Linked DNA regions of Homo sapiens: region 1 is linked to region 2. A link is a loop called in an ENCODE intact Hi-C map of the cell type or tissue named here. Cell type or tissue: CD4-positive, alpha-beta T cell. All regions are shown on one strand. Links, peaks and the distances in the headings refer to the core of each region. The heading gives the core; the rest is flanking DNA.

Evidence for each region. Peaks named below come from ENCODE experiments on the same cell type or tissue, not always from the same donor. Only the 100,000 strongest peaks of a DNase experiment are listed, where the experiment ranks them.
Region 1: it touches region 2 in a loop (27-fold over the local background); 5 of 110 quality-filtered maps call a loop at or near these places.

Annotation. Positions count from the first base shown.
Region 1 is chr9:2,064,054-2,069,443 of GRCh38, reverse strand. All of the region lies in intron 9 of SMARCA2 (SWI/SNF related BAF chromatin remodeling complex subunit ATPase 2), which reads right to left. Among named protein-coding and RNA genes, the nearest start is that of SMARCA2, 51 kb to the right of the region's middle. In CD4-positive, alpha-beta T cell, for the core only: a CTCF peak has its summit at 2,370; a DNase peak (open chromatin) is centred at 2,373.
Region 2 is chr9:1,725,365-1,730,754 of GRCh38, reverse strand. All of the region lies in intron 2 of LOC105375951 (a long non-coding RNA gene), which reads right to left. Among named protein-coding and RNA genes, the nearest start is that of SMARCA2, 290 kb to the left of the region's middle. In CD4-positive, alpha-beta T cell, for the core only: no CTCF peak of the experiment used is centred there; a DNase peak (open chromatin) is centred at 3,184.

The DNA.
Region 1 (5,390 bases), core at 162-5,161, 340 kb before region 2:
GGGACTACAGGCGACCGCCACCACGCCCGGCTAATTTTTTTGTATTTTTTTAGTGGAGACGGGGTTTCACCGTGTTAGCCACGATGGTCTCAATCTCCTGACCTCGTGATCCGCCTGCCTCGGCCTCCCAGCCTATCTACCATTTCTTACATATCCCAATATCTTAGTCCATTAACTTCTATGTGCCTCAAAAACAACCTAAATGAAAAGTTAAGATTATGTCATATCGGCCGGGTGCGGTGGCTCAGGCCTGTAATCCCAGCACTTTGAGAGGCCGAGGCGGGCAGATCACAAGGTCAGGAGATCGAGACCATCCTGGCTAACACGGTGAAACCCTGTCTCTACTAAAAACACAAAAAATTAGCCGGGTGTTGTGGTGGGTACCTGTAGTCCCAGCTACTCAGGAGGCTGAGGCAGGAGAATGGCGTGAACCCAGGAGGCAGAGCTTGCAGTGAGCCGAGATGGTGCCAGTGCACTCCAGCCTGGGTGACAGAGAGAGACTGTGTCTCAAAAAAAAAAACAAAAGGTTATGTCATATCTTGTACATATCCAAGAAAGTCTCATCTGTAATATACGCAAAATAATCTAAAATTTCTTCCACTTACGATAACCTCTCTGACAAGTGAAATCTTTAAAATCACCTCTACAGAATCACTATTTTAAAGTTACTGCTGGAAAGCTATACTATTTCTGCATAGTATAATGAGAGAAAAAAAAAAAACTTTAGTCATTTCCTTTGCCAAGATGCTTGAGAAAATGAGCTTTCCTCCCTTGGGCTCTTTAGTTAATTAAAAATAAAAAATGACGATACAGAATCAATATGAACTCAACTTTGTTTACTTAAGATATTGATTATATAATACGTTTTGCCTTCTATGAAAATAACTCAACTGTCTTTTGACAAAATAGCTTTTACGAAAACACTTAAAGTTTAAAATCAGCCTTTTAGTCATAGTGAAGAAAGGCAGTTCCATCAACATTTGAAATTTCTGAAGTTCCTTTACAATGCAATTTTTACCAAAAATACATGTATGTATGTATGCCAAAGCACAAGGCATAAAAAAAAATGCAGCTTCCACCAAACAGTAGGAAATAAAATGCTCCCTTTGGTTATGATTTTCCAAGTAATTAAATTTCTATTTATGTCACCTCAGAGCAAAAACATTTATAAGCTCAAAAGAAATGATCAGCTTCAAAGAGCATCAGGCTCTACATCTAAGCTAGTGACACAGAGAACAATAACAGAACCCTTGAATTCAAAAAAGAAACCATCCCTGCTACCAGTCACTGAAGGTTCCATTTTTGGAGTTCTCAGAATCTATACTCAGGGGACTGTTTTAATTAATGGGGGAAAGTCAATTAATCCCACCATTCTTTCCATACAAATCAGAAATAAGCTACAAATTTGGCCAACAAAGAAAATCAAATGAGACAATGAATAAGCCAATTTCAAATATCTAGCAAGTGGAATTGGATCACCACTTCAATGAATAGTACATTAAAAAGCTTGAAGCATCATATATTAATATAATCAAAACTATTCTGAAGGATACTTTCCTATGAATGTCCTATAGACTAGCTAGATTGTTATCTAAAAACTGCCTCACAGTCAGGCCCTTCCATTACTTAAAATCCCCAAAACTATTTTTTAAAGTTCTATTAGGTATCAAATCTGAGAGACAGAGTAATATTAGATTTAAGACATTTGGTTCTGCAATTAGACAAACTGTGTTTCAATCTTAGCTCTCTGTAATTAAGTGCAAGAGATCTTAGCTGTATGATCTTGAGCAAATCATTTTCTCTTGTGTCTTAGTTCCCTCTTGCATAAAATAGGAACGGTAACAAACAGTGCCTGCTTCCTAGGGCTTCTGCAGGACTGGGTCACTATTTCGACATGTACAATCCAGTGTCACAAGTAATATATATGCTGCCAGCCTCAATCTCCACATTGTACAAGGGTCAACGATAGTCCGAGGACTATTCTTTTATGTCTATAATTAAGACTGGCTGTCGCATTTCCTGAAAACTGCTTCATAAGGCTATGAGGTCAGGGATTTCTGTCTGTTTTGTTCACTGGTGCATTCCCACACCTACAAGGGCATCAGGCACTTAAAAGGCGCTAAATAAATATTTGGTGATTGAAGGAATGAATGAAAGCACAAAGAACAATGCTTTCCACTTAGCATATGCTCATTAAATTATTACTATCATAAATAGATGCCAATACATTTGCAAGTCATAAAATAGTTAAAAGCACGCACACAATTAGCCATTGAATTGGTGCTCTGTGTGACTTTCCTCGCAAGCATGCCCTGTCCTTGGACCTAATTCTGCCATGTTATTCTAAGAGATAGAGGCCAGGTGGCAGTCTACTCTATGACAAGAGATATCAACTCCTCCCATCATTCTTTGGATTCCTTCAGTTTGATGACATTGCTGGTTGGTGCGCACATGTACTCACATCAACTTCATGCTGTGTCTCAAAACTTAAAAAAACAAAGCAAAACAAACACAACTGTCCCTTTTTCTTGGTTCAAAATTAACACCCAAGAGTTTGTGATTGGTCTACTGTTTGAGCTGACTTCGGACAGTCTCTAAGCACCTAAAGAAATGTCCTGGTGTGAATGCAGCAGCTGCTACAGCGTCTCCTGCCACCTGAGAAATTTTCATATGTAGTTATCTGCATCGTTTAATTGCAGACACATGCTATCAATATTAAGGGCTGATGCCTGCACTTATTTCCATTGATTGAAAACAAAACAAAACACTGAACAAGAAACTTTGTACTGGCTTCTTCCTACATGCAAAAGAGTTTAGAACTAATTATGCTTATGTAGGAAGGGAGGAGTATAATTAACCTAATCATGTAAGGGGACATGATAGGAATTATTCATAACTAAAGATTACTCATAACTAAAAATTACTCAAACTAAAGACAGTGTGTGTTCCCAATTTCCAAGGCCAACGTCAATTCATATCTTCCATTTAGCAATGTTCACAAGCAAAGGTATGTGCATGGCTACCCATCTTCCTTGCAGAAGGTATAAAAAGTAATCAACAACAGGGCTGAGGAGGGAAAGAAATCTCTAAATATGAAAATCCCGTGTAAGCTGAACTCAAAAGAAGACTTCAGTAGGCCATTTTATTTAGATTACTTTAACATAGGCTATAAACAGCCTCATTACATAAAGTTTTAAATCAAATATTTTACAATCTATATTATAAACTGAATGTACTTTATCCCCCAGTGGGTGTTATTATAATATACTGAAACAACATTCAAATGTGCTGGTATCTGAAGTATCCATTCTGTTTTGCTGGAAACCTAAGCTTTCAAAAACCACTTGAGTTATTTTTACTGTCATTTAAGGGGACCTTTGAGCATTAAGATAGGTAATCGGGTAATTTTAAAAAATGCCCAGGGATATGAAATTAGCAGGCATTTGCAAATTACTTGGGTTGTTTCTTATAGAGAAAATCAATTCAAACATTTTGACTCAAGTAACTGGTCAATCCAGTTAAACAGGACTTTTCTCGAAACTTCTGGTCTCCCCCATTTTGACACTCAACTAATCAAATAAATCTAATCACTGTGGCATTGTGTTCGCCTATCCTTACAATAGTTCCTACACTCAAATGTCCAGAATTACATTAGAACCTTTCTTTCATCTATGAAAATCCTGTAGAGGAAAGCTGTAATAAAGTATATAATCTTTGGGGAAACTGTAAGAGATTAAAAAAAATGAGAAGAATCAGGGAGTAGCTTGTATTTAAAATAAATGTCTCAATATTACTGCTTTGCTTTTCAAGCTCTTTTTACTGAAAACTGTGCCAACGGCAGGCTATTCTGACATTCTGGTATCTAAACAGGATAAAAACACATTTCCTACCACTATGTTGGCCAATACATTATGCCAGGAAGGTTCAACCTGCAAAATATCACAGTCCTGAGATTTACTTATAATAGCGGTTGGTAAGGAGAAAGAGAGAGAGAGAGAGACAGGATAAAAGAACTTTCAGAAAGAAAATCGAACACTCCAATGAAGACTATATCTGGTCTAGTGTTGCCTCAGAGATTCTGAGTATGTGCCCATTAGTATCATATGTTTCCAAAAAATGTCACAAATAAATAACACAAGAATAGTTCTGCTGGTATACATCCCACTGAAAGATGTGGAAGGGAGAATTAAATATTTAGTTTTGGCTGATGTCAACGGCTCTGGAAACTGAACCTCTGAAATGGCTAGACTTTTTTTTTTGAGACAGAGTCTCGCTCTGTCGCCCAGGCTGGAGTGCAGTGGCGCCGTCTCGGCTCACTGCAACCTCTGCCTCCTGGGTTCACACCATTCTCTCACCTCAGCCTCCTGAGTAGCTGGGACTACAGGTGCCTGCCACCACGCCCGGCTAATTTTTTGTATTTTTTAGTAGAGATGGGGTTTCAACATGTTAGCCAGGATGGTCTCGATCTCCTGACTTCGTGATCCGCCCGCCTCGGCCTCCCAAAGTGCTGGGATTACAGGCGTGAGCCGCCGCACCCAGCTGATGGCTAAACTTTTAAGCAATAGGCAGGGCTGCTCCTGGTATGGGCTCCTAACCACAGCTTAAGGAAAAATGTACCCTAAAGTACTGTGAGAGATGCCTCATAATCGCCAGGAACCCTAGTAAAGTAGAGGCCATGTAATTAGAAAATTCTCTTTGTAGGAGTTGGGGGAACAGGGTGGTAGGCAGAGTTTATCACCTGTGATAAAGCCTCATTTTTCTTCTGCATGCCTCAGTATTTAAAGAATCTGTCACTGTCCTCAAAGATATCCTACACACTAATATTCAACTGATTTCCAACTAGAAAAAAAGTGGTGACCAATTATTATTGATTCAACATCACAAAGAATATGCAGTAAAGGTTTAAAAAGACATTTGTTTTCAGAAAAACATAACCGTATTATAATTATGATTCCACTTTCGTATCATAGAATTGCTTGATGAAATAATGTTTACTGAGCACTTACTATATGTTAGGGTGTATTCTACATGCTTTAGATAAACTTTCCCGTGTAATCCTCACTACAAATCTATGGGGTAGACAACATTCCTATTGCCTTCTTACAGATCATGAGACTGAAGCACTATGGTAATAGATCTTTTAACGAACTAGCCTACAAGAGAATAATAGCAAATTAGTATAAATATTTTCTCATGTAGTTTTGATTTTAAAAGATTACCTGCTAACACGACTCAGACAGTGGTCCAATTTTCTAATTCAGCCATGTTCAATCCTAGTTCTACAGGCCCTGGTGGCTTGATCTAGCCCCATTCTCTTTTGTACCCTGTAGGAAACCTCAAGGTCACGCTAAACGCACATAATAGCACATTCATCTTGTAACATCAAAGAA
Region 2 (5,390 bases), core at 300-5,299:
GGGAAAACAGATCAGTTCAAAATCACTAGCATCTCAGCGAAAACTGCAGGATGATCAATTCCAAACATCACATATCTCAGCGAGCAGACGTTATCTACACATTTGTTTCTCCACATCCTCTTCTCCACATGTTCCCGTCTCCTCACTCAAATAGCTATTAACAATAACTCCAAGAAGCAGTGGGAACTAATGACAAGTTTCATCCCCTCAGTTTAATAACGCAGTCCTAATTCTCATGTATTCATTATCCCCCGGCACCAAACCATTTCCATTTGCACACCAAAGCAATCCTACATATCTTTAGTGTTAATGTCAGCTTGATCTGCACTGATCACTTTCATTAAGAATACACATTTACTGAGTAATGTGATCCAAAAACAGACGCTTCTCAAATAAACCACTCATTGTATTGACAAAAATACACCAGCATGAAGGTCAAAAGGCCTCGAGTTTTTTGTTTATCAAAGGGAAAAAATAAATAATGACTAGTTCGTTAATTGTATTATTCATTCAACAAACCGACTGGCTATGAGATGGGCACTGTGATAATTGATAGGACCCAAAGATGAATAATAAAACAGGACAGACTCCTAAGGAGGCAACTGTCCGATGGGAATGAGTGTCAGAACCCCATATTTGGAAAGCTGGGAATCCAGGGCATTGAGCCCTGGTTGGGGTCCCAGAGGGCCTGGTCTGTACTATGGAAGGGTCCGCATTCACCCACTGAGCATAGAAGAGAAGCAGATCTGAGAGACAAAGAGGGCAGAGTTAAGAGCTGAGTGGACAGTTCAACTAAAGCAATCATCAAAAGGCACTTGATTACTTCCCCAGGGCTGCTGTAATAAAGTACCGCTGAGAAAGTGGCTTAAACAACAGAAATGTATTGTCTCACAGTTCTGGAATGCTGCAGTCTGGAATCAACGTGTCGTTGGGTTGGTTCCTTCTGAGGGCGTTCAGGGAGAATGTGGTCCAGGTCTCTCCCCTGGCTTCTGGGGGTGTGCTGGCAATCACTGGAGCTCTTGTCTTGTGGAAGAATCATCCTGATCTCTGCCTTTGTCTTCATATGATGACCTCCCTGTGTGTATATCTTTGTGTCCAAATATCTCCTTTTCATAAGGACACCAGTCATATTAGATTACGACCCACCCTAATGACCTTATTTTAATTTAACTAGTTACGTCTGCAATGACTCTATTTCCAAATAAAGTTACATTCTAAGGATTTCAAAATACAAATGTTTGAAGGACACAATTCATAATGGAGCTGGACAAAGAGGCAGAAATATGGTAGCTAATAGGGCAGAAATTGGAGATACCAAGGTAAATCAGGAGGCAGGGCTTGGGCAGGGTCCCCAAGGTACTGGCATGCAGAGTTCTTGTTTGTTTTTTAAATGGACTTGTAGGGTGCACATGTGGAGAGAGGGCTGCTATGGTAAGGAGTCCATTCCAGGAGAGAGATGGATACAGTATTGGGTGTTAAAACAGAAGAGCTAATCTGGGCAGGTGAATGGGCAGGCTTTACACTTGTTTATACCACTTCATTTCTCCTTTTTCCTTTGACACCCCAAAGCTCTGACAATGAAAAAGCATAGTTATCTTCTCTTATTCAACCATCCCCAAGATCCTACATTTTAGAAGCTGCTTTTGGTAATGAAATTTACAATTATTTCAAACACTTTAGGAAACCATTTGCTTTTACTAGTCAGTGTGAAGGGGAGAGTAAATGATATTCAAACATTTATTGCCTACTACGTGAAGGGTATTTCTTTTGTTTTGTTTTGTTTTTCTTTCTTATTTAACCTCATTCAAGTTTCATATGACAGATACTTCTTTTCCTAAAATTTTGTAGTATTTCATCTCCTACATGTTTTAAAGGAAAATGCTTTGTCCTAATATTCTCTAGTATTGGTACATCAGCATGCCCTTTTAATCTTATCTTCAGAGTTTTTCTCAAATCAGCCCACTTTGTTCCAACTTCATTGCCATCGCCATAATAGAGGCCAGTGGTTCTCAGGGTGTGGCCTCCAGATCAGAGGCATCAGCACCACCTGGGAACTTGTTAGACACAAAGATTCTCTGCCCACCCCATGCGCCCATTGCACCTGCATATTCACAAGACCTACAGAATCAAAAACTCTAGGGGTGGGGTCTAGAAATCTGTGTTTTAAGAGCCCTCCAGGTGATTCTGATCAATATTATTTATCACCCGGTCTAATGTATTGGCCTCCTAACTGGTATCCATACTTATACGCTTGTCTGATCTCCATAGAGGAGCCAGAGTGACTCCCTCAAAATTTCAACAAAATCATCTCATCATTAAGATTTGTTTAAAATTTTAAAGCAAAGGCTTTCTACTGCACTTGCGATAGAAATAAATTCTCACCATAACTTACAAGCCCTCTTTCTCTTCCATCTTCCCCTTGCTCACCACACTCCTGGGATACTGGTATTGGAACTGATGGAACATGCTAAGTCAGCTTTGTTTGCTTCTGTACCCTGAACACCTGGTTCATAAGAGACATTTACTATTTACTGCATAAATCATTTAATTGGTAAAGATGTCCATATCTATCCTATCCACTGTGTTTATAATTTTGTTAAGTTCAAATTTGTTCTTTCTTAGGTATTATCTGTTTATATTCTAACAAGTCCTGTACTTCTCTGTTCTTGTCAGATGCCCCCTAATCTTTATCCTTTGGATTATTTTAATTAGCTATTAATAAAGTTTACAAAATATTAACAAAGTACATACTGGTACTATAAAACATGGGCTCATTTCCAGAAGCTCACATGCGAGTAGAGAAGCAGACATGCAAACACCTGTTTTAAAAAACGTACGTCAAATGCATAATGCAGTTTTGAACCATGAAGATAATATTTAAGCTGAGTCTGAAAGGAAAAGAAGAAACTCTCCAAGTAGGGAATTGCATGAGGATATTACTGGTAGAGGAACAGCATATGCAAAGACACTGAGCTATGAAGAAAACAAAGACGGCAAGTTCAGCATGGTTTGGTCTTAGGAAAGAGAAGCCACTCATGAGGCTGAGGACTGACAGTAGACCATATATATAGTAACAACCCTATAAGCATAAGGTGGGGGCAGAGTGTTGGATTTTACTCTGTAGATAATAAGAAGCAATCAGAGCTTTTGAATCCTGCAAGGGGGAGGGCCATATTTGAGTTTAGGGTCCCTCTGGTGGTAATGTGGTGGATGGACTAGAGAGGAAGGAGAGTGGCATGAAGCCCATTCAGGAGGCTGTAATTCCTGAACCTACTCTATTTCTTTCCTTTTTCACTTACGTGAAGGACACCCTGGGCCAGTCCTTTGTCACTTTATGCAAGGCGATGCACAACAGTGACTTCCTGTCTCCTTCAGGTGCTCTGCGTGCACTTCAGTCTTACTACTTTTGGAACCATGTGGGCTCTGTGTTAGCCAACATTTCCTTGAGCCCATTGTGCACCCTGTTACCCAGTGAATCTCCTCTGGAGTCACTTTCTCCCTGCCATCTTTCAACTTCCACATTTACAGTAGCCTCATTGACTACAGAATCACATATTCACTACTTCTGCTTTTCAAGACTCTAGTCAGCCTGTTTCTCCGTGCCTATTTCCTGGTATTAGTGAAACCCCAACCTTTTATACCTAGAAAGGACATTGATGAGTATCTATTTTGTAGATATGGAAATTAGTACTTAAGTAAATGAAAGACTTATCCAAAGTTACATACCAGGTTAGTATCAGAGGCAAAACTAGACTCTTTCTATCACAAATTCTTTCCTAAAGGATAATCTTCTAGATACGTGCACATGTGTGGTAAATAATGAAAATCATGATAGTGGTAACCTTGTAGCACTATGCATGGTGACTTATACTTTACAAAGTGATTATTATATTCATTGTTAATTATATTAAACTACATAACCTAAGTATCATAATCATTCCCTATTTACTGGCCAATACAGTCAATTTAGAGAGACTGAATGACTTCCTGAGATTTCTACAGTTTGTGCTGGCTGAGAAAATCCCCAAATCCAAGTAAACTCTGACTCCTAATCCTATGCCTTTTGAATCACACTCTGCAGCCTTGAGTGCATCCTGTGTTATAAATAAGCCTTCATATCTTCCCTTGAGCCCATGACTTTTTGGTATCCTGGGTTTTGTACACCTAAACACTAAGGGATAAGGATTTGTAAGTATCCATTTACTGGTTTACTCAGCACATTGACTTAAGTAGATGAGCAACATCTTGATTAAAAAGAATTGGAAATCAGAGGCTTTTGAATACGTAAGAATTTGATAAATTATAATGAGCCCGTAAAATAAGCAGAAGGGAATAAGAATGAGAAAAATAAAATTAAGATGGAATTCCAAAATATTAGGTAAGGGGAAGTTGCATAAATGCAGTGAAAATTGCAGAGAACATGACCAGAGCCCACAATGCAACCAAAACACAGCCACCATGAAAACCAAGGCACAATGATGCCTGTGTTTAAGCAGATCTAACAGAGATGCATGTACACCATTACCATCTCCCAAACCCAGGCAAGAGAAAGCATTCCTCAGAACTTCAACATGGCTTTATATTTGAAATTCATTATACCATTGAAAAGTGTGTTACTTCGCTGCACCAAAGTCTCTATTTTTGCTAATGACAAATGTACTAATAATAGCAACTGCTATTTGTTGACTGCTTACTGCAGAGGAGCAGGAACTGTGTAGTGTACTTTGCGCACATTAACTCACTGGTACCCGCAATTATTAGTAGTGTTCCCATTTCTTAGGTGAAGAAGTTGAAGCTCAGAGAGGGTAAGCAACTTAAGTTAATAGGTCACACAGTTGATAGGTGATAAGGTCAGGATTTGAACCTGGGACTGTCTGAATCTATAGCCTACACTTTTAGCAACTAAAACCTTTTTTGGGAAGTAGATTTGCATAGGAATTGTTATGCATTTTCCTTGTAAATCAACCCTCTTTCACAAGCATTCTCTCCAAAATGACAGCAGGTAAAGAACACAGTCTGATTCCCACCTACATTCAACAAATAACTGTGTGTAAAAGTAGGCGGCCTTAAAGTAAAGGTGTTATGTTGTGATTTTTTTTTTTTTTTTTTTTTGAGATGGAGTCCTGCTTCTTCACCTAGGCTGGAATGCAATGGCACAATCTCAGCTCACTGCAACCTCTACTTCCCGGTTCAAGCAATTCTCCTGCCTCAGCCTCCTCAGTAGCTGGGATTACAGGCACGTGCCACCATGCCCAGCTAATTTTTGTATTTTTAGTTCATGGCCATGTTGGCCAGGCTGGTCTCAAACTCCTGACCTCAAGTGATCTGCCCGCCTCAACCTCCCAAAGTGTTGGGATTACAGGCGTGAGCCACTGTGCTCAGCCGTGATT